Regions from separate parts of the Homo sapiens genome. Here region 1 is linked to region 2. Evidence: read pairs that join two places in POLR2A ChIA-PET (ENCODE). Cell type or tissue: Caco-2. All regions are shown on one strand. Each heading gives the region's core, and the rest is flanking DNA. Links, peaks and the distances in the headings are about the cores only. Region 1 overlaps CAMK1D (calcium/calmodulin dependent protein kinase ID). Region 2 overlaps CCDC3 (coiled-coil domain containing 3).

Region 1 (12,331 bases), core at 4,103-8,102, 360 kb after region 2:
CAAAAAAAAAAAGAAAGAAAGAAAGAAATCAAGGTAACTTTCAATATGGTTTCCCAAGGTATCCAAGTGTCTAGAATTGTAAGATATGCACCTGCCTCCCTATGTGTCATCATAAGTAAGGCTTTCAACCGTTACTTTTCACATTTCCTGCTTGTGTTCTCCATTCCAGTGCGAGCTTTCCAGAGAGGAGCTCTCTCTCTTTTAGACCCTTCTAAGCAGCTCAGATTGATCCTTAAAAAGCTGTATTGGTGCCTGAGAAATTCAAGGACTAGCTTTACCAGCTTAGCCATTTTCAGTCATTGGCAAAGTGGTTATCTTCAGCCCCAATCAATGAATTTCTTTTTTTCTTTCTTCTTCTTCTTTTTTTTTTTTTTTTTCCGAGATAGAGTTTTCCTCTCGTTGCCCAGGCTGAAGTGCAGTGGTGCGATCCTGGCTCCCTGCAACTTCCACCTCCTGGGTTCAAGCAATTCTCCTGTCTCAGGCTCCCGAGTAGCTGAGATTACAGGCGCCCACCACCATGCCCGACTAATTTTTGTATTTTTGGTAGAGACGGGGTTTCACCACGTTGGCCAGGCTGGTCTCTAACTCCTGACCTCAGGTGATCCGCCCGCCTCGCCTTCCCAAAGTGCTGTGATTACAGGCGTGAGCCACCGCGCCCGGACCCCAATCGATGAATTTCTATTGAAGTGTCAGTTTCTCTAACAGGCACAAAGACTGGCACTTGGCAGTGGTTTAAACAAGTGAACAGGGCCAGCCTCCCTTCAGAACAAAGCCGCAGGAGCAGGGGCAGGCTAGATTTCCAGAGTTCATCGACGTCAAAGCCTTTCTCTGGGGGCTGTTCCCTAATCCCAAAGCAGTTGCTTTCTTTGGCTGCAGAAGCTGCCCTCCCTCTGGTCCGCATTGAGAGGAAGGTGTCTGCCTTAAGGTAACTGGAGGATAAGGCTCCGCCCTTCCCATGACAGAGGTGCTAACTCACTCTCCCACCACACATCCTGCCATCCATCCTGACTTCGGCCCCAGGGATTTCAGGGACTCCAGCCCAGCATCCTGGGCTTTGGCACCTGCTGCCTTTAGCAGTCCTCACCCTCTTGTGAAGTACTTGGCACTGCAGCGTGCTGACTCGACCACACCCTACCCCAGCCTCCCCAGGCCTGGCACTGCCACTACTGCCCGTACTTCTTCAGCCACCCTTGAGAAGCGAGGTTCTCACTCCTGAGCCCAGTCAGTGGCTGGTGCCTGCTCCTCAATGATGGGATGATGGACTCAAGTCAATTCACCACTCTCAAAACAAAACTCAGCTCTTCCAAGGGAGCACATCTGAGTTCGCTCCTCTCAATGAAGCCTCTCCTGAAGGAAACATTGCCTGGCTTGTGTTTCTGCCTGCGGACACATCTGTACACATCTGCCCACACTCCTAGTCATCATACGGAGCAGCTCCACCCTGGGAGGTGAAATCAGCGGACAAGGGCTGGAGAGTGGTTGTTCTGACATCACACTGATTATGAGTTAGGATCAGTGGGTGGCGGGTGGGGGAGATGCTTTTTCAATTTTCCAGCACCTGCCATTACCTCCAATTCTGACTCGATTGGTCGTGAATGGGGCCTGCGCATCAGCATAATATTTTTGTTTTTTCCTTTTATTTATTTTTTTAGAGATGGTGTCTCAGTCTGTCACCCAAACTGGAGTACAGCCTCAAACTCCTCGGCTCAAGCAATCCTCCCACCTCAGCCTCCAGAGTAGATGGGACTACTGGCAACCACCACACCTGACTAGTTTTTTAATTGTTTTATAGAGACAGAGTCTCACTATGATGCCCAGGCTGGTCTTGAACTCCCAGCCTCAGACAATCCTCCTGCCTCAGCCTCCCAAAGTGCTGCAATTACAAGCATAAGCCACTCACCGTGCCCGGCTAATCAGTATGATTTTAAGAGCTTCCTAGGTGATTTTAAGGTGCAGCCAGGGCTGAGAAACACTGATTTGGAGAGAAAGAGGCAGAGACCATCATCTGAGACTCCTCAGTGTACCCAGATAGACGAAAACATGCCAATTCAAATCAGTTCCTGCCAGGGTCACTTCCCCAAGGCAAGACAATCTCTGCAGCTTACAAAGCAGGCATCAGAACAGCATGTTGAATTCTGGTGCCATGTTTCATTCAGACAGTACCCCTTCCACCAAACTGAGCCTCAGTTTTTCCAACTATTAGTAAATGGGCTGCTCCAGACACAGCTGGTTTGCTTCTCTCAGCCCCCACTTTCCAATCTATGCATCCCCCTCTCTCTTCACCTCTCATTTAAATGTAGACTGTTGATATATTTGCCTTTCTACTCCTGCAAAAGTACTTTAAGTGCTACCTTGAAATTATTGTATTTTTTTTTTTTGAGATGGAGTTTTGCTCTTGTTACCCAGGTTGGAGTGCAACGGCACGATCTCGGTTCACTGTAACCTCCACCTCCTGGGTTCAAACAATTCTCCTGCCTCAGCCTCCCAAGTAGCTGTGATTATAGGTATGCGCCACAACGCTCAGCTAATTTTTGTAGTTTGAATAGAGATGGGGTTTCACCACCTTGGCCAGGATGGTCTCAAGCTCTTGACCTCAAGCAACCCACCCACAGCAGCCTCCCAAAGTGCTGGCTTACAGGTGTGAGCCACCGTGCCGGTCAAGTTTTGAAATTAGATGTCAGCAGTGCCTGCCCTCGAAATAAATAATGCCACAGAAATCATAAACTCTGTAATCCAACCCAAAGAGAATAACACCGATGATGTTTATTCCATACCGCATAAAATACTCTGTTGTGGGATCACAACTAACTGTTCTATCTAGAGTAGCTTATGCTGAATTTTCTAGATCCAGCCGCTGATGCCAGAGCAAGGCTGCCGGTCCTCACAGCTGCAGAGCAACAGCCTACCTCCATGTTTATCAGAATGTTTCCCTCTGAGCTTCATTTAATATCTACTGATCAAGTAGAAAATTCATTTTGAAACAATTTCCAGAGCAAGTACAAAGACATCCTTAAGGACATGTTAGCTACATCACTTCAGTCCAGTGAAATAAATAAATTTCTCAGCCTACAATAAACTCAGCATAAAGGGGGGCAGGCAGTCTTTCCAATGGGCCGGCTTAGCAGTCCCCTGGTGGTCCAGCAGCTGGGATTCAAATGGGCCTACTTCCATGGAAAATAGCGTGGAAATAAACCAATGGCCAGGAAACAAACACAAATAGCGTGGAAATCAACAAACAGTCAGGAAATAAGCAAAAATAGTGTGGAAATCAACAAAGACGTTGGAATTTAAGGCAGTCTATTTGGGATCCTGTCTACAATGACTTAGTCATGAAAATCATCAAAAGACTTTTTTCTTTTTTCTTTTTTTTTTTTTTTTTTTGAGATGGAGTCTCGCTCTGTCGCCCAGGCTGGAGTGCAGTGGCGCGATCTGGGCTCACTTCAAGCTCTGCCTCCCGGGTTCACACCATTCTCCTGCCTCAGTCTCCCGAGTAGCTGGGACTACAGGCGCCCACCACCATACCCGGCCAATTTTTTTGTGTATTTTTAGTAGAGACGGGGTTTCACCGTATTAGCCAGGATTGTCTCGATCTCCTGACCTCGTGATCCACCTGCCTCAGCCTCCCAAAGTGCTGGGATTACAGGCGTGAGCCGTGGCACCCGGCCAGGACTTTTTTCTTACATGCTGTGTCTGAAAAACTTTACCAATCAGCAAGTCCAGATCACAATCTGAGTTCCAGAACTGGACAGTCAACTGGACCTCTCTACCAGGGCATCCTCCCAACCCCCAAGTTCAGCATGTCCAGACTCTTGACCTGCCCTCCCGCTCTGGTATTTCTGTTCTCAGTGAATGGGGTCATCATCCACCCAGGCATCCATGTCAGAAACTCGGCAGCCCTCCTGGAATCCTCCGTCTCCCTCCCTGCTCTCCCCATTCCTTCCGAATCTCTAAGTCCTACAGATTCCACTGTGTTCACACACTCATAACTGTTTCTTCCATCCCAACTCCAGAGCTTCTGTGTTAATGTGCTGCTTCTTCATTTCTCCACCAGATTCTTCCAACAGCCTCCTCACTATTCTCCCTACATACATAGAGTCCTGGCCCCCCAGTCCATTCTTCTCAGTTCTGCCGCAACAATCTTCAAAAATTAATCTTGATCATGTTGCTCCTTTCATCAAAACCCTCCGATGGCTCCCCCGTGTCTAGAGGATGAAGTTCAAAGTGGGTACACAAGGCCCTCCACAATCCCACCTCTCCAACCTTAGGTGTCTCCAGGCCTCCCCCTGAACCCTTTGCCCTGGAGAGTTCCCCAGCACACCAGCCTTTCTGTCTCCTATCTCCTGACCTCTGTTTGGGCTGCCACTTCTGGATGGAATGTCCCTCTGCGTTTCTGACCCTGCAAACTATGCTCATTGTCCAGGCCCTCCTCCTCCATGAATCCTCTCCTCCCATCCCACCCCAAAGGAAGAAGACAGCACCCCCTACCCTTGAGGCCCTGGCCATGCTACTACACAGCATCTGCAATGCCACTGCACGTACTTAGTGACAAAACTGTGAGCTCCCAGAGGGCAAGGAGAGCACCTTATCTAAACTCAGTGCCCAGCAGTGCGGCCTGCTGCACAGTGAGAATTTAATAAATATTTGTTAAATGAATGAATGTCTCCATGACAACATTCTGAGTGGTTTCAAACTATTTTCTTTCTAGCTCATTGACTTTGCTTTCAGCTGCTCATGATGTGGAACTGCCTCTTACTCCATATGTAAATCATTTGCAGAGGACCAAAAAAAAAAGTCAGTGCGGGAGTTACTATAGATCACCTTCGCATCCCTGGAGAAATCACTTCTTTGTTCTTGACTCCTGAAAGAGGGGTCACGCTTCCAGGTACTCCAGCAGCGGATACTGAACAACTATCAAAACAAGTTATTCCAGCCCTCTGGCCCTCCTTGGTTTTTAAATGCCCTCTCCCTGGAAGTGATTATTTGAGTGAGGCGCAGGGTGAAGACAATTAAAGCAGACCATCCACGGCATCAACAGGACTGGTTTATAAAGCCTGCATCCATGGCCTCTGCTCATGCAAATGAAAAATAATGCTAAAAAATGAAACTGACTTCCTCCCCTTTTGTACTTCTCAGCCCTAAGGGAATCACACCAAAATACAGTCATCACCCTCGATCCATCAACAGACAGCCCCTGTGCCCAACGTAAAACCTTTGGAAGGCTCTGGGCCCACCCAGAATTCAATCTACAATGTCAAATATCTGTAATGTGTCTGCAACTTAATGTCACCAGCAAATAACTTCTTCTCCAAGTACTGATTTCACATTGGAAAATGAGCAATTTAAATAAATGTCTCATTAACATCGTGTTTTCCTGCTAGATGCTAATATACTTAATTTGTTTTCCCAGATTCTCTTCCATACAATCATTTCCTGCAATCCTCCTCAGGACAACCTGAAACTCACTGGGTTCCTAATAGACAATCCAGAGAACCTAGAAACGACCAAACTACCAAACAAATAAGCAAAACCCTTAAGCTACAAAGTTAAAGAGACCTGTTTGTTCTCAAACACTTATCCCGCATGCTGTAGCTTCTTCTGTGAGTTACACAAAGGTCAGAAGAGGACAGACTGTCCTGGCCCTCTCAGCAGTGCTGGGTTTGTGCAAATGATGGCTGAACATCGTTGGGTGGACACTGCTGGTCCCAGTAAGAGAGGAGTGGGCGAGACGGTTTATTCAGAAAGAATGTGAGGAGCGTGACATTTTGTGTTGAGGCCCTAGAAGGCTTGTTCTCATTCTGCTTTGCTTATCTGTACAGAGATTCTTGCTATGTGCTGATTCCAAACCCCAAAAATTTCAAGGATATTTCCAACATCTTTTATTAATAGCAACTCTTAAAAATTTCCATAGCACACTGCTCAGACACACTCCAAACATGCAAAATCAGGTACCATACAAGGGCTTGTTCCCCCAAACCTTTGGAGATGACGGGGCAATGGCTTAATCATGACAGTGTGGGGAACGGTGTGGACACCACACTTATGAAAGAACATCGCTGGGATGGATCCAGACACATCAGAATGGTTCTGGGAGCCAGGCGCCATGGCTCATGCCTATAATCCCAGCAATCTGGGAGGCTGCGGTAGGAGGACTGCTTGAGGCCAGGAGTTCAAGACCAGCCTGGGCAACACAGTGAGCCCTCCATCTCTTAAAAAAAAAATTTTTTTTTAATTAGCCAGGCATAATAGCGTGTGCCTACAGTCCTAGCTACTCAGGAGCCAGAGGTGGGAAGATCACTTGAGCTCAAGAGTTGAGGCTGCGGTGAGACAAGACTGCCACTGCACTCCAGACTGGGCAACAGAGCAAGATCCTGCCTGGAGAAAAAAAGAAAAAATGAATGGTTCTATGTGTGCCATTATACAAGAGAGGACTTTCTTATATTTTTGCTCCCCATGTGTAATAGAAATAAATGAAAATCTTGGCCAGGCGCAGTGGCTCATGCCTGTAAACTCAGCACTTTGGGAGGCCAAGGCGGGCGGATCACCTGAGGTCAGGAGTTCAAGACCAGCCTGGCCAACATGGAGAAACCTCATCTCTACAAAAATACAAAAATTAGCTGGGCATGATGGCAGATGCCTGTAATCCCAGCTTCGGGAGGCTGAGGCGGGAGAATCGCTTGAAGCCAGGAGGTGGAAGTTGCAGTGAGCTGAGATTGCGCCATTGTACTCCAGCCTGGGCAACAGAGCGAGATTCTGTCAGGAAAGGAAAGGAGAGGAGAGGGGAGGGGAGCAAAGGGGAGGGGAGTGGGGAGGGAAAGAAAGGAAATAAAAAAAAGAAAGAAAAATCTATTTTATTTCTATTACACACAGTGAGCAAAAATAAAACTCAATGAGGAGGTAAGCACTGAAACAGTGAACTCCACGCAGCCTGCTGGGTGCCAGGCGCCATGTCTGTGGCAGAGAATGGGAGAAACCATCGGAACGTGTGGAAGTAACACTGGCCGGGTTGGTATTCCAGGCTCTGCCACATAGGAGCTGCAAGGCTTTGGACACGTGACTCTATTTTGTGAGCTTCATCACCTTATTATAAATAAAGCAGTAATAACAGCAACAGTACTCACAGCGGTGGCGACAGCACAGACCTTTACTGAGCACTTCCTATGTGGCGAGTGCTGCAGTGAGCACTTCACAAAAACTTAGTAAGCAGCATCTCACCAAATCTTTACAACACCCTGCCAGGGAGACGCCGGTAACTCCATTTTACAGAGAAGACTCAGGGCTCTGTAGCCGGCCCACGGTCACTCGGATATGGTGAGTGGCAGGGTCTCGGTTCACAAGCAAGTCTGCCTGACAGCTGTGCTCTTTGTAATTGAGAACTACTCCCAACCATGGCCGTGAATGTTCTAAGACACGAGAGGTCTATGGGAAAAGTGCTTTGAAAGTTGGTTATCGTTTGCACAGCCTGGGTCCTCTGGGGGCCCCTCTGCCCCCGGGGAAAGTCTGCCTCCGGGGCAGGACTCCTGCAGGACACACGGGCCAGGAGGTAGGGAAGGGAGGAGGGTTGCCCTCCAGCACTTACTTTCTCAGGACGGCTATCTCATTCTCTATGCTGCTTTCCTTGCCCTTCAGCGCCTTCTTAGGGATACACTTCACAGCAAAGAGCTTGCCAGTTGCCTTCTCTTCAGCTAAAACCACTTCGGAAAAGGCCCCGCTGTGAACAAAGAAGGAAAAAAGAACACTTAGATGCAGAAGTCCAGTTTCACAATGGCTCCATTCACCCTACCACCGAAGTTTGAGTAAACAATAACGACGGCACAGTTGTAAGCATTACTGTTACTTTTATCCACCGTGGCTCCTTGCTAAACATCTTTGTGCAAAGAAATACACAGGGGCAGCCCGGCGCAGTGGCTCATGCCTGTAATCCCGACACTTTGGGAGGCCAAGGCGGGCAGACCACCTGAGGTCAGGAGTTTAAGACCAGCCTGGCCAACATGATGAAACCCCGTCTCTACTAAAAATACAAAAAATTAGCCAGAGGTGGTGGCACGCACCTGTAATTCCAGCTACTTGGGAGGCTGAGGCAGGAGAATCGCTTGAGCTTGGAAGGCAGAGGTTGCAGTGAGCCGAGATCGTGTCGCTGCACTCCAGCCTGGGCGACAGAGCAAGACTCTGTCTCAAAAAATAATGATAATAAAAGTTTTTCAAAAAGGAAATACACAGGGGCAAGCAGGCCTTCCTGCAAAGGGACATGCGGATGTGGAGGTCAACACAGTTAGGCCACCTCCCGGTACCACTTGCCACACAACACAGTGGCGTCACTTTGGAGCCAACAAGAACGCTCCCACAAGAGGTTCCTCCTACAGAAAAGGACTGGATCCTTCTGCCGGTGTCAGCTCTCCCACCTCCAAACAGACTAGAAAGTCACACTAAAATCCCCAGGTCCTCACAGGCTTTTTCATCTAGAGGAAATTTCAGAGCGCTCTGCAAACACTGGACTCTTCCCAGCTGGGTAAGGATAGGACTGGGTGTGAGCGGTATTGCAGGTGGTACAGACACAGGGTAATTAATTGGTCATGGGGTGCAAGTGCTCACCGAGCAGCTTGTATCCTTTTTAAACCAAAGAAACTAACAAGCAAGGGCTATGGAGTGGGGAAGACTGTCCTGCCTGAAAATACACATTTCACTCTGCAACGGCAGAGCAACAAACTAAAACCAGAACATCTGGGGCTGGAGAGCCCACTTCTCTGGAGGGGCCCCTTATGATCTGGGAGCCCCAGAGCCAGCACCCCAGGGCCACCTCCTTTGCTGACGGTAGGCAAGGCCTGCGTGCAGAACTCCACTAATAACCCTGGCATGGAACAGCCTCCTCCATCATCTCCGGATCCTCCAGATCCCAGCAACTTGGGCTCTGTGCACAGGGAAGTACCACAGCCCACTGAGTCGTTCTCTGTGCCAAGACTTTCAACTCCTGCTTCAAGAAACCAACGTTCCCGTGTCCAGAGAAACCACTGGAAGCCCCAGTGTTATGGCAATACCAGGTCTTCAGGCCCTACCTTCTTCAGTCCAATGGTCCCCAACCTTTTTGGCATCAGGGACCAGCTTCATGGACAACAGTTTTTCCATGGACCCGGGAGAGGAGGGTGGTTTTGGGATGACTCAAGTGCATTACATTTCTTGTGCACTTTATTTCATTTTTTTGAGACGGAGTCTGGCTCTGTTGCCCAGGCTGGAGTGCACTGGTGTGATCTCGGCTCACTGCAACCTCTGCCTCTCAGGTTCAAGCGATTCTCCTGACTCAGCTTCCTGAGGAGCTGGGATTACAGGTGTCCACCAACACATCTGGCTAATTTTTGTATTTTCACCATGTTTCCCAGGCTGGTCTCGAAGTCCTGACCTCAAGTGATTCACTCGCCTCGACCTCCCAAAGTGCTGGGATTATAGGTGTGAACCACCACGCCCAGCCACTTTATTTCTATTATTATTACACAGTAATGTATAATGAAATAATTCTACAACTTGCCATAACGTAGAAATCAGTGGAAGCCCTGAGCTTGTTTTCCTGCAACTAGTCGGTCCCATCTGGGGGTGATGGGACACAGTGACAGATCATCAGGCATTAGATTCTCATAAAGAGTGTGCAACCTAGATCCCTCGCGTGCACAGTTCACAATAGGGCTCACGCTCCTATGAGAATCTAATGCAGTCCTTGATCTGACAGGAGGCAGAGCTCAGGCGGTAACGTGAACAATGGGGAGTGGCTGTAAGTACAGATGAAGCTTTGCTTGCTTGCCCGCTGTTCACCTCTTGCTGTGTGGCAAAGTTCCTAACAGGCCACATACCCTACCGGTATTGGCCCATGGCCCAGGGGTTGGGGACCCCTACTTTAGTCACTGTCAAAGAGATTCCTGAACAGGGGGAACACCCTTCCTCCTCCTCTCCTTGCCCACCTGACAGCAATGCACACTCTGTCACAATCCAAGGGACGCTAAATGCATGTTTTAAAAATCCTTTCCAGTGAGAGGAATTCACTTCCACTCAGTGCAATTAACTTCAGGACAGCGTTCCCACTGGCACATGGATGCTCACGAGAGAAGCTTGTCTATAGCTTCATGGTCTATTTTTAATTATACAAGCCCAGGGGGCAGAACATAGTCATTCCACAAAATATCCCAGATGAAAAACATCAGAAGCAGGATCTTCTGCCCAAATCCACAAATTATTCACCCATAGGATTCTCCCCTCAAAACACTACAAGCCAGAAGCCAAACCTTCTAGAACCTGCCAGAACAATCATCACTAAATATAAACACATAAAGACCCACCACAGGTTTATCACAGAGGGATACATGGAGTCAGACATTCCCAGTGACACCGGCCATGGCCAACGGCTTTTGTCCAGGAAACCCAAATCATAACAATTCCAGAGACGGCCCCTGAGCCCACGCACCATCCCTCCTCACTCATCTCTAAGCCAGGGGGAGACAGGTGGCTGCACCTCAGAGTTCTTAGGTGGGTCAAGACCCTGAATGAGGAGGTACGTGTTCCCCCTCACTACCCTCCGGGAGGTAGAACAAGAACTATGTTAGAGTAGGAGAAAAATCACTGGGGAAAGACCAAGGTTCAAGCACCATGGGTGGTTTTATACCAGATAAATCATTCATTCTTTCATTCATTCATTCGTTCATTCAGTTTCCCTGTTGGCCACTTGAGTCCCTAATGCTGATGACACCCCAATGGTCCTGAGTTTGTTGGATTTACTAAGTCCATCTTCCAGAAGGCGGAAAAGCCCTTTGGCAGCAGTGACCACAGCCAAGGGCTCGGGCTGGGAACTGCGATCAGGCCCCTCTCCTCCTGGGCTGCCCCTCGCTCCACTCTCCATCCACAGGTGCTCCTTCCTCTACAGAATCCCTGTGATCAGAAATGACCACGGCCAACGCAGAGGGGACAACCTGCTCAATCGGACCCTTGGAAGCCTGTAAGAGAAAAGCATTTCCTCGCTTGGAGGAAACAGTGAGAAGCGAGGTTGCCGCAGGACTCAGCCCGAGAGACAATAGACTGGGGAGGGGAGCGAGGGGTCTCCTCAGAGCCAGCACTGCCACGGCAGGAAGCTGACAACATGGAGAGGCAGTAGTGCCCGTGGAGCTAGGATTTTTCTGCCTTTGTCCCTGGTTAGGTGGGGATGGGCTATGTGGCGCCCCATGGGGAAGGCAGGACAACGGCACGGAGTTATGTCAAGAGAGTCACGTGCTAAACAGCCCAGGCTTGACACAACATGACCAAGGAGTCTCCATCAGAAGATCCTGAGCAGAGTCAGGGAGCCAAGGTTCCAGACCCATTCTCTGCGAATGCAAGTCAGCATGCAACTCCACACCTAGGTCTATACCCAGAAGTGAAAGCAGGGACTGAACAGGTGCGTGGACAACCACATTCACAGAGGCATTATTCACAACAGCCACGTGGTGGCAACAATCCTTGCATCCATTGGGGGACAAATGGATAAAATATGGTCCACACATATAACAGAATAGCCATAAATAGCAATGGAATTCTGACCCATGCTGGAACATGGATGAACTCTGAGGACATTATGCTAAAGGAAATAAATCAGATACAAAAAGCCAAATACCGTATGATTCTACTTACAGGAGGTGTCCAAAGTCATCAAATTCATAGAGAAAGAAAGTAGAACTGTGGTTGCTAGGGACTAGGGGGAGAAGGCAATGGGGAGTTCTGTTTAATGGGGACGGAGTTTCCATTTGGGAAGATGAAAAGGATCTGGAAGCCAGGCACGGTGGCTCATGCCTGTAATCCCAGCACTTTGGGAGGCCAAGGCGGGCAGACCACTTGAGGTCAGGATTTTGAGACCAGCCTGGCCAATATGGTGAAACCCCATCTCTACTAAAAATATAAAAATTAGCAGCGTGTGGTGGCACATGTCTGTAGTCCCAGCTACTCAGCAGGCTGAGGTGGGAGAATCGTTTGAGCCCAGGAGGCGGAGGTTGCAGTGAGCTGAGATCGCGCCTATGCACTCCAACCTTGATGACAGAGCGAGACTCTGTCTCAAAAAAATAAAAAATAAAAAGTTTCTGGAGATGCATGGGGTTGATGGTTGCACAACAATGTGAATGTAGTTGATGCCACCAAACTGTACTCTGTAAAATGGTTAAAATAGGCCGGGCGCGGTGGCTCATGCCTATAATCCCAGCACTTTGGGAGGCTGAGGTGGGAGGATCGCTTGAGCCCAGGAGTTTGATACCAGCCTGGGCAACACAGCAAAATGCTGTCTCTAGAAAAAATTTAAAAATTAGCCAGGTACGGTGGTGTACACCTGTCA
Region 2 (15,945 bases), core at 11,946-15,945:
CTTCATTGCAAAGTGTAGCCATTCCCTGAGTGGGTAGAGGAGCAGGGTTGGAGTGTCGAGTTCAGATGTCCTTATCGATATTTGCAAAGATACACATGACAGCAGAGGTTGTCTGAAACCTTTATGCTCAGAATAGCACTATTGACTTGTAAAGTGTAAGTGATTAAAATGTACCGAGTACCTGCCCAGTTCCAGGCATGGAGACGGGTCGGGAGGGACACAGACCGGAGTCAAACACAGATGCTGCCTTCACGGAACTCATTCTGGTGCATGGAGGTGAAAAAAGGATAGAAATGACCGGGACGCATATCCCAAAGGAAAACCCATCGAGGTATCATATCACAAAATATCACATCATTGCTTCCATTCTAACCTCTGCAGGATTAATGCAAAAAGGGAGGTTCCAAGAGCCATAGGAGGCCAGAGGTGGTGGGTTTCAGGCAGTCAGGGGACCCAGGACTGGCTTTGTGAAGGTAGCATCACATTGGCCATGCAAACGGTGCCACTTAAGCCGGTGGAAAGGGCGTGCCAGGAGGAAGCAGCAGAATAAAGACTCAGAAGTAATGTTTGGGGTATGTTCAGGGAATAACGAGTATTTCAGAGTGGCTGTAATTCAGGTATTTGTGAAAAAGTAATGATGTCAGAGGGAGGACCGTCTATCTCATGGCGACCTCTGGTTGCCTTTGAAGGTTTCTGAGCATAGACATGACATGCTGCAAGTGTACTGACCTGTGTTCCCCAAACAGACGAACAGCACCCAGAGATTACTTTCCCTTCTAGAAGATTAAACTTCCAGATGGTGGGTCCATGGGGAGTCTGTGGAAGGTTATCCCAATCTGGTTTTGTCTACCCAGTTTCTTTCCTGTGTTCTGAAGCTTTCTAAGCATCCAGATGGTCTTCTTCCCCCAAATGACTTTTAAAAATAAGTGATGTGTTCCAATTCATCAAGGGATTATCTTATCTCACTCACAAAGGGAGAGGGAAGGAAAGGATGTCATAAGTTTATATACTGAACATTTGGCCAATGTCAGAATAAGAGTATGTTTTCCTGAGTCCGGAAGGCTCCGGGCTCCTCTTCTAGGCTATAAATTGGCATTTGGGGAAGCATCTCTTTCTGTACATCCCATACTATCAGATGCAACATCTAAGTGGGCATTTTCTGCCAGACTCAGCCAAAGGGAAGAGGTGAGAAATTGACACTCCTTAGGTTCAGAAAACAGCCAGATTCCTACAATGTACCACATCCGGGGAAAACATAAACATCCTGGGTTCCTGCGGCGCGGGAAGGGGTCCGGGAGGGGGAAGAGCATGTTTCAGAGAGAAGGGCTGGGAAGGAAGGAAGTGAGGAAGGGTGGGGAGGTTGTCTTCTAGAATAGAATGTGACAGCTAACATCCAAGATGGCCTTCCAGGTGCTGGGACCTTACAAGCCTCTTCTTAAATTGTCACAGCCACCCTAACAGCAGTGGCCCCATTTTGTGGAGGAGAGAATAGGTTTCTGGGGGTTGGGTCAACTGCTGAGGGAGGTGCTGGGCCAATTCTAACTCATGCAAGTGGTTCCAAAGCATCTTCTGACACAGATGGGAGGGTGGGATGCAGGGCCTGGGCTAGGAGGAGTTTTTGGGAACTGGCACAGATGGGAGCTCCCACCCAGGTCTGCAGAAGCCCGTCCGAGTGCGGGTAACTTGGGAGCCTGTGCTCCGTGGGCAGCTCACGCTGTAGACTGGATTCACAAACACGGCACTCATGTAAGAGAGCAAAGAACCATCTGGAGAAGTGGAAGTCAGTGTGTAAAGGCAGAAGCTGAACAGATGATAAGAGGAATGGGAGTCAGAGATAAAGCCTGGACTGTACATGGTGGTAATGTTTGTATAACGTGAATGTCCTTAATGCTACTGAATTGTACACTTAGGAATAGTTAAGATAGGGTCAGGCACAATGGCTCATGACTGTAATCCCAGCACTTTGGAAGGCTGAAGTAGGAGAGTTGAGAACAGGAGTTCAAGACCAGCCCAGGCAACATGGCAAGACCCATCTCTACATAAAATTAGCCAGGCATGGTGGCCCACACCTGTAGTCCTATCTACTCGGAAGGCTGAGGCAGGAGGATCACTTGAGCCCAGAAGTTTCGAGGCTACAGTGAGCCATGATTGGGCCATTGCACTCCAGCTGGGTGACAGAGTTAGACCCTGTCTTAAAAACAAAAAACAAAAAACAGAAACCGGCTACGATAACTTTTATGGTCTATGCAGTTAACTACAATGCAAAAAAAATTATAGTTGTGCAAGATAAATAGTGCCAGAGACTGGTTGCACAACAATGTAATTGTACTTAACACTACTGAAGTGTACACTTAAAATGGTTAAGATGGTAAATTTTATGTTATGTATATTTTGCTACAATTTTTAAGAGATCATTTGAAAAAGTTGAAAAAGATAAGGCCTGGCTTTTGCACTGGTCAGAGAAGTGTGACAGTGAGACAGAGCTTCCAGGTTCAAGTTCATCAGAGGGCACCAATGGGACGAGTCGGGGAGGGGGTTGGCTGCTGAAGTTGCACAGGCCAGCTCTGGGCCCCGGGCTGACCTTCCCCACAGACGTACACAGACAGCCTTGGGGACAGATGACAGCACAGAGGATGTATAAAGTTTACAAGTCAAAAGGTTACCTTCTTGCAGACTAGAATGGAATTTGATGTTCATTAACTGTGAGTTTTTAAAAGCTCGGACTGACATCCTTCCTCAATTGCCTCCTTAATTCATTTTAAATTGAATACCCAGACTGCTCGCAAAAGAGAGATTATGGAAGAAGATGAGAAGGCAGTCAGCTGGAAAGGTTGTTTTATTTTTTTGGTAACTAAAACCACGATGTCCCAGGCAAATATCATAATATGTAGCTTGCCTGCATTTTTCTTGAGAGTAGTTGGAAGGCAGTTGTTCTGCAAAGAGAATGTTCTCATATGCTGCCGAGGGTTAGGGGAAGCCAAGGCTGCTGAAGCCTGCCCTCCTCTGTGAGCCCCTGGTTTGCAAAATAAATCTTCTTATTTGAAGACCTCAAGTTTTCCTAGAGGTAGTCAGTCTACCATGGAGGTTATGAGCATGGGAGCGCTACCTTTTGAGATAGACCTTCTGATTTCCAATTCAAGCTCCTTCACTTGTCACGGGGACTTAGGCAAGTGACGTCAGTGCTCTGAGCTTCGCTTTTATAATCCACAAAACAGGGAGAATGGTACAACCTCCCATATGGGTGGAATGTCAGAATATAATAAGATACGTGTTCAAAACTTCTCATACAGTGCCTGGTATTAGTAACATTTTAAAGTTTTTAAAACTTTTAAAGTTTGCCATTAAAAGTCATGGCAAAAACCACGATTACTTTTGCGCCAACCTAATACGTAGTAAATTCTCAAAGAATGGTTTCTCCCTCACCAGAATGAAGTGAAGATAAAGTCCTCAGTCGAGGAAACTTTCTGCCCTGGGTAAATAACTGCTCCCTGCCACAGCCATGAACCAGCCCTGAAATGTCCACATTTGATGTCCAAAGCCTTAGTGATGTGGTTTGGCTCTGTCCCCACCCAAATCTCATCTTGAATTGTACTGCCACAATTCGTACATGTTGTGGGAAGGACCCCGTGGGAGATAATTGAATCATAGGGACTGTTTCCCCCATACTGTTCTCCTGGTAGTGATTAAGTCTCATGAGATCTGATGGCTTTATAAGGTGTTTCCCCTTTGACTTGGCTCTCATTCTCTCGTGCCTGCCGCCATGTAAGACGTGCCTTTCACCTTCCACCATGATTGTGAGGCCTCCCCAGCCACATGGAACTGAGAGTCCATTAAACCTCTTTTTCTTTATAAATTACCCAGTCTTGGGTATGTCTTTATCCACAGCATGAAAACAGACTAATGCACTTAGCATGTTTAGCAGCTTCTCCTTTTTTATGGGACACAACCTTCTGCTGAGAACCCTTCCGGGCCCACTAGATGGAATTTGTGACTGGTGGCTGGGGAGCCTCAATTCCACTCATGATCAGGCTCCAAGTCACTGCCCATCCCTGGTCAAACTCCCTCTCTCTTTCCTGAGCATAGCTTTTCTTACATAAACTGGCAACTGCCAAGTTTTGTGATCCCTGCAGGGCAAGGATTTAATCATAGCACATCTCCCTGGGAGCTGCATGCCATCTCGGGCTAACGCCCACCCCCCACCCACCCCGGGCACTCTGTGGGGCCACAAGTCTGTGCTGAGCATGGAAGGAGCTGCAAGATGCAAAGGCATCAAGGCGACTGCAAGAGGAATACAGCCCCGGAGCCGATAATCCCTTTAAAGAGTGTGACTCTTAAAATAGTACTCATTTCTTTTTTTTTTTTTTTTTTAGACAGTCTTGCTCTGTAGCCCAGGCTGGAGTGCAGTGGCATGATCTCAGCTCACTGCAAACCCTGCCTCCTGGGTTCAAGTGATTCTCCTGCCTAAGCCTCCCAAGTAGCTAGGACTACAGGCACAAAACACCACACCCAGCTAATTTTTGTATTTTTAGTAAAGACAGGGTTTCACCATGTTGGCCAGGCTGATGGCAAACTCTTGACCTCAAGTGATCCGCCGGCCTCAGCCTCCCAAAGTGCTGGGATTACAGGCGTGAGCCACCTTGCCTGGCCAATAGTACTCATTTCTAGTTACACAAGCAAAGCATGTACAAATACATGATCTGTGTAAAAATGTAAGCATTGCAAGTAAAAACACAGCTTCCTTTTCACTCTAACAATAAAGACCCTTCCAGCCTAGGTCTTTACACACATAATACATAGACCCTTAAAAAATAATTATGTGGGCATTTTAAAAACTGTATGGTAACATACTATAGGAATGGTGCTAGAACTTGGTGTCTTTTTTGTTTTGTTTTGTTTTTCGAGATGGGGTCTTGCTCTGTCACCCAGGCTGGAGTGCAGTGGCACAATCTCGGCTCACTGCAAGCTCCGCCTCCCGGGTTCACGCCCATTCTCCTGCCTCAGCCTCCCGAGTAGCTGGGACTACAGGCGCCCACCACCATGCATGGCTAATTTTTTGTATTTTTTTAGTAGAGATGGGGTTTCACCGTGTTAGCCAGGGTGGTCTTGATCTCCTGACCTCGTGATCCACCTGCCTCGGCCTCCCAAAGTTCTGGGATTACAGGCATGAGCCACCGTGCCCGGCCAACTTGGTGTCTTTTTTTTCTACTCGATAATGTATGTTGGAAGCCTTCCCCCTTCCATCTGTTTAATCACACATAGTGTTACATGGGGTAGATGGGCTGCAGTTTATTTAACTGTTCTCCTACACATGGGTCTTAAAGTCATTCCTGCTTTTTCAGTGATCATCCTGTTATCAACATCTGTGCATATTTTTCTAGATAGGTAATGAGAAGAAGGGGAAATGCAACTTTTATAGGTTAAATCCAGAATGAAGCATAACATTTTATGGCTTTGGTTCCCTGATTAGGAATTACAGAAGGAATCAAGTGTCTTTAAGGAAAAATAATGGGCATAGAAACTGATCAGAGAACTAAAGTATAACTTTGCAATAGTCTAATACAGTTTGTAGTGTTTGATCCATTCAAAGCTTGTATGGAACTGCAAAGGTTTCATACTATATTTTAAGATCTTTATAGAATCCTTCTGTATTTTAAAAACGTTGGCCAAGAAATTTTTGAAAAAGGAATATCCTATCACATCATATATTATAAAACTAATTTAACAAAAGTCATATGGCACTGGAGTACTTATTAACCCATAGCTAAACAGGACAAGGTGGGTCCGATCAGACCTTAGCATATGTAAGAATCCTAAAGAAGGAGGTAATACAGATGGGTAGGGAAGGGAGCCGTATTTAATAAAATATGGGAGAATAATTGATTTGCTACTTGGAAAAGCTTTATATACTCCCTTCATACCATATACCCAACTAGATTCTAGGTAAACTCAGGAATTTGAAAAGTTAAACCTTCAGTCAGTATGACATTTTTAAAAAACAACTTGGCAACATAAAGCCATACTTCTAAGAAATGTTCATAACTTCTAGTAATTTCACTTTTGAGTGTCAATCCTAAAGAAATCATCCTGATAAAGAAAAACGTGGCACATCAAAATCTTTAGGAAAGTACAAAATTCAGTAACAGCCCACAGACTCAACAAAAGGACTACGGTAAAGTAAAGAGTCATCTGAAATGATTACAGCCATCAGAATAATGAAACTCGGGTTGCAATGTTTTTATACCATGTAAATTTTAGAAAGCGAAATTCACACTAAAAGACACTGTGTTCCAAGAAATAGGATGTCAGCAAGATGACAAAAGAGGACTCTTCACCACTCATCTCCCACGCAGAAAATCAGTTTGAACAACTCTCCCTACATGAAAACACCTTCCCAAGAGCTGGGAAAACCAGGTGAGAGATCACAGTATCTCAATGTGGCATAGAAATAAGGACATTTCTGGCCGGGCGCAGTGGCTCACGCCTGTAATCCCAGCACTTTGGGAGGCCGAGGTGGGCGGATCACGAGGTCAGGAGATCGAGACCATCCTGGCTAACACGGTGAAACCCCGTCTCTACTAAAAATACAAAAAAAAATTAGCCGGGTATGGTGGCGGGTACCTGTAGTCCCAGCTACTCAGGAGGCTGAGGCAGGAGAATGGCATGAACCCGGGAGGCGGAGCTTGCAGTGAGCCGAGATAGCGCCACTGCAGTCCGGCCTGGGCAACAGAGCAAGACTGTCTCAAAAAAAAAAAAAAAAAAAAAAAAAAAAAAAAAGAAGAAGAAATAAGGACATTTCCAACATCACCTCCCCCAACCCCGGGCAGCACAGTATGGAGAGAGATCCTCTCCACTTGGGGGAAGGTAAGGGAAGTGAGCTCTGGACTTCGCCTCAGACCTACACTGGGCCTGCCCCAGAAAAACCCAGTGCCATGCAAGGGCCTCACAGCCCCAGACTCCAGGCTGGTACCATTGCACTGGGCATAAAGGCCTGCTCTGGCACCCGACCTGCCCAATGGACTTGGTCTCCGGGCCCAACCCAGTAGCCCCAAGCTCTGGACTGCTTCCAGCACTTAGATGGCTCTCATAGCTCCAGGCTTCAGATCCACCCCAGCACCAGACAGGCCCCTGCAGCCTTACTCAGCAAGCCAGCAGCCACAGACCCAGCCTCCAGGCCAGCCTTGTGCTAGGCCAGTCCTCATGGCCCCAGACTTCAGGCTTACTTCCGGTTCCAGATCAGATGTGAGCCAGGTTGGTCCACTTGGCTCCAGGCTTTGAGCCCGCCATAGTACCAGGTTGGCACCCCTGGCCCCAGGCTGGCAATTTTTTTTTTTTTCTGAGATGGAGTCTCTCTCTGTCACCCAGGCTGGAGTGCAGTGGCGTGATCTCAGCTCACTGCAACCTCTGCCTCCCAGGTTCAAGCGATTCTCCTGCCTCAGGTTGGTCCACATAGCTTCAGGCTTTGAGCCCACCATACTATCAGGTTGGCACCCGTGGCCCCAGGCTGTCAATTTTTTTTTTTTTTTTTTTTGAGATGGAGTCTGTCTCTATCCCTCAGGCTGGAGTGCAGTGGCACGATCTCAGCTCAACCTCCGCCTCCCAGGTTCAAGAGATTCTCCTGCCTCAGCCTCCTGAGTAGCTGGGATTACAGGCATGCACCACCATGCCCAGCTAATTTTTGTATTTGTAGTAGAGACGGGGTTTCACCATGTTGGCCAGGCTGGTCTCAATCGCCTGCCCTTGTGATCCGCCCACCTTGGCCTCCCAAAGTGCTGGGACTTCAGGCGTGAACCACTGCGCCTGGCCCAGGTTGGCATCTTAAGACATAGTCTCCAGGCCTGCCCAGTGCCAGGGCAGCCCCTGCATTGCTATTCTCCAGCAGACCAGGGGTTTAGGCCTGTCCCAGGACAATCGAGTGCTTGGCCTGTCCTTGAGAACCCAGGCTCCAGGACCATCCACTGTGAACCCAGGCTCCAGACTAGCCCCCATGGCTCCAGGTACCCAGGCTCCATACCTGCCCCAGGTCCACCCTGCAGACCCTGGTGCCAGGTCAGCACCCATGGTCTCAAGACCAAGGGTTGCCTTCATGGACTCAGGCTCCAGGCCTGTCCCAGTGCCTGGCCAAGACCTACAGATCCAGGGTCAAGGTCCACCACAATACCTTGTCAGTTTCTGTGAACCTAGGCTTCAGGCTGGCTTCCACAGTACCAATTAACAAGTTCACCGTAGTGGATCCAGGCACCAGGCCAGCCTACCCAAAGGCTCCAGTAGCAAACCCACCCATGACCACACAAGACAGCCTGCCCAGAATCTCTGGACAGGCTACTGGTGAAAGGCTTTCTCAAACAAAGACTGAAATAAATCTCTACTTCCTCAAATGTGCAAACACCAAATTATGGCCACAAAAACAATCATGGAAAAATCACATCACCAAAGGAACAAAATAAAGCACCAGTAACTGACTCTAAAGATACAGAGATTTATGAGCTACCTGACAAAGAATTCAAAATAATTGTTTTAAGGAAGGTCAGTGACCCCACCCCACCCTGCAAAATGCAGAAAAACAATTGAACCAATCAGGAAAATGAATGACCCAAACAAGACATTTAATGAATGGACCACTAGACATATATATAACATTCCATCCAACAGCAGCAGAATGCACATTCTTCTCAGGTGCACACAGAGAATTCTCCAGGATAGATAATAAATTTAAAAATTCTGAAATCCTACTGAGTATCTTTTTTAACCACAATCGTTTGAAACCAGAAATCAATTCTGGTTTCAGAAAAATTCTTCCTGTTATAAGGATTTTGGGAAATTCCCAAATATGTGGAAATTAAGCAACATGTTCCTGAACACCAATGGGTCAAAGAAAAAAATTTTAAAAATGTTTAAAGTGTCATGAGACAAATGAAAATGGAAACACAACATACCAAAACTTACGGGATGCAGCAAAAGCAGTTCTAAGAGAGAAGTTTATAACAATAAATGCCTGCATCAAAAAAGAACTTGCCAAGTAAACATCTAGTGTTACCTCAAGGAACTACAAAAAGAAGAACAAACTAAGCCCAAAGTTAGAAGGAAAGAAATAATAATAAATGAGAGAGTAGAAAAATAATACAGAAGATCAGCAACATAAAGAGTTGGTTTTTTGAAAAGACAAAACTGACAAACCTTTAGCTAGACTAAGTAAAAAAAGACAACTCAGGCCAGGCATGGTGGCTCACGCACACCTGTAATCCCAGCACTTTGGGAGGGCTAACTGGGTGGATCACTTGAGGCCAGGAGTTTGAAAACAGCCTGGTCAACATAGCAAAATCCCGGCTCTACACAATACAAAAAATTAACCAGGCATGGTGGTGTATGCCTGTAGTCCCAGCTGCTTGGGAGGCTGAGGCAGGCGAATCGCTTGACCCAGGAGGCGGAGGTTGCAGTGAGCCAAGGACACGCCACTGCACTTCAGCCTGGGTGACAGAGCAAGACTCTGTCTCAAAAGAAAAAACAAAAGATAAAATCAGAAATGAAAGAGGAGAAATTACACTGATACCGCAGAAATACAAATGACTAAAAAAGACTACCACAGACAATCATATGCCAACAAATTAGATAACTTACAAGAAATGGATAAATTCCTAGACACATACAACCTACTATGATTAAGTCATGAGTAAACAGAAAATTTGAACAGAACAGTAATGAGTAAGAAGATTGAATTGGCAGTAAAAAGTCTATCATCAAAGAAAATCACAGGATCTGATGGCTTTGCTACTAAATTCTACCAAACATTTAAAGAAGTATACTGATTCTTCTCAAATTCTTCCACAAAATTGAACAGGAGGGAATACTTCCAAACTCACCGTACATGGCATCACTCTGATACTAAAAGCAGACAAAAACACTATAAAAAGAAGCTGTTACAAGCCAAAAATCTCTGATGAACGTAGATGCAAAAGTTCTCAAGAAAATACTAGTAAACTGAATCCAACAGCACATTAAAAGGATCATTTGCCATGATCAAATGACATTTATCCCAGGGATATAAGCATGGTTCAACATACACTAATCTATAAATGAGATACATCACATTAATGGAATGAAGGACAAAAACCTTATGATTATTTCAATAGATGCAGAAAAACCATTGGACAAAATTCAACTTCCTTTAATGATAAAAAAACTTTCAACAAATTAGGTATAGAAGGAATGTGTCTCAACACAATAAAGGCCACGTAAGACAAACCCACAGCTAACATCATACTCCGTGGTGAATAGTTGAAAGCTTTTCTTCTAAGATCAGGAATAAGACAAAGATGTTCACTCTTACCACTTCTATTCAACATAGTACTGGAAGTTCTATCCAGAGCAGCTAGGCAAGAGAAAGAAATGAAGGGCATCCAAATTGGAAAGGAAGAAGTCAAATTGTCCCTGTTTGCAATGGCATGATCTTACACACAAAAAGAACCCAAAGAGTCCACCCAAAACTATTAGAGCTAATAAACAAATTCAGTAAAGTCTGAGGATACAAAATCAACACACAAAAATCAGTAGTATTTCTATGCACTAACAATGAATTATCTGGAAAAGAAATCAATAAAACAATCCTATTTACAATAGTTACAAAATAATAACATACTTAGGAATAAACTTAACCAAAATGGTGAAACCACTGTACACTGAAAACTATAAGACATTGATGGAAAAAACTGAAGATACAAATAAATGGGAAGATATCCTGTGCTCATAGATTAGAAGAATATTGTTAAAGTGTCTATACTACCAGAGTGATCTACAGATTCAATGCAATCCCCATCAAAAACCTTAATGGAATTTTTCATAGAAATAGAATCATAAAATTCATATGGAGCCACAAAAGACCTTGAATAGCCAAGGAATCTTGAGGGGAAAAAAAGAAGCATTGTACTACCTGATTTCAAAATATACTACACAGCAATAGTAATCAAAGCGGGATGGCACTGGCCTAAAAATAGAAATCTACCAATTGAACAGAATAGAGCGCCAAGAAATAAATCCATGTGTATGGTCAATGGATTTTCGACAGAGATGCCAAGACATGCAACGGGGAGAGGACAGTCTCTTCAGTAAACGGTGCTGGAAAAATTGAGTATCTACGTGCAGAGAATGAAATTAGGCCCTCATCTCACGCCATATACAAAAATCAACTCAATGTTTAAAGACTTAAGCGTAGACCTGAAACTGTAAACCTACCAGAAGCAAACACAGGGGCAGAGCTCCATGACATTGGTCTGGGCAATCATTTTTTGGGTATGGCCACAAAAGCATAAGCAACTAAAGGGAAAAGATGCAAATGGGAACACATCAAAGTAAAAAGCTCCTGTCCAGCAGAGAAAATGATCAACAGAGTGAAAAAAACACCTACGAAATGGAAGAAAATATTTACACACCACACATCTGATAAGGGGTTAATAACCAAAAGAAACCAAACACCCAACAGCAAGAAAGCCAACAACCTGATTTAAAAAATGGGCAAAGGACCTAAATAGACCTCTAGAAAGACGACATACAAATGGTCAACAGGTATATTTAGAAATGTTCAACATCACTAATCAGGGACACGCAAATTAAAATGAATATGAGATATCATCTCACACCCGTTAGAAGGGCTATTACCAAAAAGACAAAAGATAAGTGTTGGTGAGGATGTGGAGTAAAGGGAACCCTTGTGCACTTGGTGGGAATGTAAATTAGTAATTATGGAAAACTGTATGGAGTTTTCTCAAAAAATTAAGAACAGAGCTACTGTATGATCCAGCAATCCCACTACTGGGTATACATCCAAAGTCAGTATGTCGAAGAGATATCTACACTCCCATGTTCACTGAAGCATTACTTACAATAGTCGAGATAGGGAATCAAACTAAAGTGTCTGTCAATGAATGAATCGATAAAGAACATGATGTGTATATACTCAGTGGAATACTATGCACCCTTAAAAAAGGATATACCATCATTTGTGACAAAATGGATGAAACTGGAGGATATTAAGTGAAATAAGCCAGGCACCAGTACTGCATGATCTTATTAATATTTAAATGTAGAATCTAAAAAAAATGAGCTAAAAGAACCAAAAAGTAGAATGGCAGTTACCAGAGACTTGGAAGGGGTATTGGAAGATGCTGTTCAAAGGGTACAATATTTCAGTTACAAGGAATAACTTCAGGAGATCTAATGGACATCATGGTGGCTACAGTTAATAACAATACAATGTATGTTTGAACATTGTTAAAAATAGATTTTAAGTGTTCTCACTACAAAAAAATGGTATGTGAGGTGATACATCGTTAATTAGCCATGTCAGTGTACACATATTTCAGATCACGTTGTACATGTTCAATATAAATTTTGTCAATTTAAATATTTTTAAAATGTTAAAGTAAATACAGTGTTTATAACCAGGTTTAAGAAATCATGCCACTAAAATAGAAATGCAAGTTGTCTTTGAGTGGTGAGATTATAGGTGACTTTTTCCCATTTCTCATTAGTTTATAATTTTCAAAAAAACATTAGCGTATATTAGCTTTAGAATGTGTTATTTCATTCAGCAGTGACTCTGTTGAGGACTTACTGTGTGTCAGGCACAGTATTAGGCACTAGGGCTATGGCAGTAAAAACCAGAGATAGAGTCCCCGTTTTTTAGTCTAGTGGAAGAAAGAACAAATTAGCCATTAATAAGGAAATCCAACAATGTTATAAGGCACTGAAGAGAAGCAGGTGATGCAACAGCCTCATTAGGAGAGGTGACTTATGGGGTGACAAGGGAACACATCTGCAGAGATGACACAGGAACCAGGATGAGAATGAACCTGCCTTGCAGAGTCATGGAATGGCCTTCCAGAAAGATGGAACAGCAAACTGTTGAAGAGGTCGCTAAGAATAACTGTGGTCGTTTATAGAATGGAACAGTAATTCAGACATATTTAAAATTCTCACAGATAATATTCATTTCACAGGGGCTGGCCGCAACTATGCACTGGGGAGGATTCTGTAATTATACTGCCTTCCACATATAAATTTTGCCCTTGGCCGGGCTCTGTGGCTCACACCCATAATCCCAGCACTTTGGGAGGCCAAGGTGGGTGGATCATTGGAGGTCAGGAGTTTGAGACCAGCTTGGCCAACATGGTGAAACCCTGCCTCTACTAAAAATACAAAAATTAGGGTGCCTGTAGTCCCAGCTACTCAGGAGGCTGAGGCAGGAGAATCGCTTGAACTCGGTAGGTGGAGGTTGCAGTGAGCCAAGATCACGCCACTATATTCTAGCCTGGGCAACAGAGCAAGACTCTGTGTCAAAAAAAAAAAAAAAATTTTTTTTTTTTTTTTTGCTCTGACTAGTTATTGAAACTTGCAAGTTTGCAAGGACTTGTGCCAGATACCAAGCCAGGAAGGACAATCCTTGAATTGGCAGAAACACGTATCATTGTGCTTGTCATCTGTTGTTTATAGGTTTTCCAATAATATTTTTACCAAATAAAATATTAACTGAGAATTTATTTGGGGACATATGGTTATGGACTGAGTCTGGCAATATGTAGCAGCAACTGCATTCGACATTGAATGGCTTTAAGGCACACCAAATACACCATGCTTTTTCTCATTATCAGTATCTCTGCCTTAAAAAGGAAAACAGCTACGTAGCCAGCAAGCGGCACAACCACATTTGAAGCAAGGTCTTGCTAAATTGCACCCACAGCTCTTTCCAATCCAAGGAGAGTCAGCTCTAGGGCTATCTCAACTCCAGGGCCACCTGTCTTGGTTCAGTAGCAGAAAAAAGCCTGTGTCTGGGTTTGATAAATTCTCCCAAATAAACAGACTCTTAGCTGAAGCAGGACCTGGATGTGGCTGTGTGGACAAGTCATCAGTCTCTGAGAAGTAAACATGAACATGATCACAGCTCATAAATTCCCATCGCATTCCCCGGGAGGGCGGATGGCCAGGAGCCCTTGGGGTTTTCAGCCAGTACTGAGGATACAGGCACACACCCCAGCCCTTGGGAGGAAGGTGGAGCCTGGCCTTTCACTGCCTTTTTCAGTTGAAGAGCTGGAGACTGGCCCCTAATTACCCAATACCCTAGACCCTGAAAAGTACCCCATGGAAACCAGCATCAGATTAGAGATGGGTCAGGTGGATAGCACCAGTGGGGAGGGAGCAGGACAGCTTTGGCTTTGGGTCAGTGCCTGTCTAGGATCCCCCTCCTTGGGAGACCTGGTACCCTGCACCGTTAGTCCACGGTTCAGCCTTCCACTCTCCACAGCCTCATTGCTTTGCCCTGACACCGGAAGGGAGAGCCTGACTTCAGAGCCCTTCCGGCACTAAGCACAGGGGTCCACAGAGCAAGGGGTAAGCTTTGACTGGGCCAATGACCTGTTCTTCCCTTGGGCAACAGCAATGACCCAAGACATGGAGCTTACAGAGCTGATGGGGGACACAGTGCACCTCACTCAGCCCGGGTTGGCACACCCACACTCCATGGGCAGGGCAGGAGTAAGCATGGCCCCCGGGTGCCCCACTGGCAGCCACCTGTCAACTGCTGGGCACGGTGGGGAGAAGATAACATCATCAGGTCCTTTTGCCCTTCCTCCCCTGCAGCCTGGGATGCCACGGAGGCTGAGCATACACACATCTGAGGGCCGATGGTCAGTGGCCATGAATGTCACTCTTCCTTCCCAAGGGAATGCCTGCATCAGCCAGGCTGTAGTGCCCTTATAGCCCTCCTGCTGTTTTCAAGGGAGAGAATTAACTGGCCGTGACTGGCTAAGGACTGAGGTGCCCAAGGAGGCTTTGACTAAACAAGCAGAGGCATCCAAGGTTGGAAGATGTCTTTCAGATGCTGTAACTCACAGGACCATGAGTGTCCAAGGATACCAGGAAGATGGAGCCTTGCATCTAGACCAGAGCCCCATCCACTGTGATGTGGATTTTCTGGGATCCTGAAAATAAAAGTAGAACATCTTCCTTCCCACTACACCTGGACACCTTCTCTGCACTCACCATGGACAGTGGTCAGCATTAAGAAATCACAGTTCTGGCCAGGCGCCGTGGTCCACACCTGTAAACCCAAGCACTTTGGGAGGCCAAGGCGGATGGACCACGAGGTCAGGAGTTTGAAACCAGCCTGGCCAACACAGTGAAACCCTGTCTCTGCTAAAAATACAAAAAGTAGCCGGGCATGGTGGCATGCACTTGTAGTTCCAGCTACTTGGGAGGCTGAGGCAGGAGAATTGCTTGAACCTGGGAGCCGAGATCACACCTCTGCACTCCAGCATAGGCAACAGAGGGAAACTCTGTCTCAAAAAAAAAAAAAAAGAAAAATCACAGTTCTTAGCCAAGAATCTGTGATTTCAGCACCCTTCTACCCCTTGGTAGTTCTAGAAAAAGGATTTAGAGTTGAAATCAGTATTCCATGACCTAGTGTTTCCCAGGCTTCTTTGTATCACAGACTAGATAAAATGTTTGCAAAACTCCCTGGGAGAAACACAGGAGACCGCTCGTAACTGAGCAGCCTTGACACTCACTCTTGTAGTCTATTCTTGCTGCATGTTGGAGATCTCCACCAGAGACCGATGAGATCTGGGGTAAAACAAAGTTAGAGAGGTTTAATGCAGGACCAATGTGCACAGCTGATACTAAGTGTTACATCACAGAGGAAGCCATAATATGCAGCATTTCTGAAACTTTTTTAACCAGAACCACCCTTTTGGTCCCCACGTAAACATCTAATGAGACGAGTGTCCTGGAGACTCCATTTTGGGAAACCTTTGTAGTAGATTTATCTGAAGACGTGGCTTTATGATCTCTGTAGTAGAACTTAGCTAATAAACTCCCCTTTCCTCTGATGGCAGGCAATTCACCCAAGACAGCTCAATGTTTCCTGATTTTAATCATGGGCCATCAGCAGGACTTAACCCC

What was found. ChIA-PET counts read pairs that join two places held together with the same protein. Peaks named below come from ENCODE experiments on the same cell type or tissue, not always from the same donor. Only the 100,000 strongest peaks of a DNase experiment are listed, where the experiment ranks them.
Region 1: POLR2A ChIA-PET joins it to region 2 with 10 read pairs; 2 of 35 experiments call an interaction of 5 or more read pairs at or near these places.

The regions. Positions count from the first base shown.
Region 1 is chr10:12,548,602-12,560,932 of GRCh38, reverse strand. It overlaps CAMK1D (calcium/calmodulin dependent protein kinase ID), which reads right to left. Exons shown (of 11, transcript NM_153498.4): 2 at 7,577-7,708. Among named protein-coding and RNA genes, the nearest start is that of MIR4480, 24 kb to the left of the region's middle. RefSeq lists silencers at 7,044-7,241, 11,382-11,451 and an enhancer at 7,480-7,980. In Caco-2, for the core only: no CTCF peak of the experiment used is centred there; no DNase peak of the experiment used is centred there.
Region 2 is chr10:12,908,010-12,923,954 of GRCh38, reverse strand. The region is part of intron 2 of CCDC3 (coiled-coil domain containing 3); the gene reads left to right. It overlaps LOC105376418 (a long non-coding RNA gene), which reads right to left. Exons shown (of 3, transcript XR_001747367.3): 2 at 15,552-15,606. Among named protein-coding and RNA genes, the nearest start is that of CCDC3, 86 kb to the left of the region's middle. RefSeq lists an enhancer at 7,374-7,914. In Caco-2, for the core only: no CTCF peak of the experiment used is centred there; a DNase peak (open chromatin) is centred at 13,963.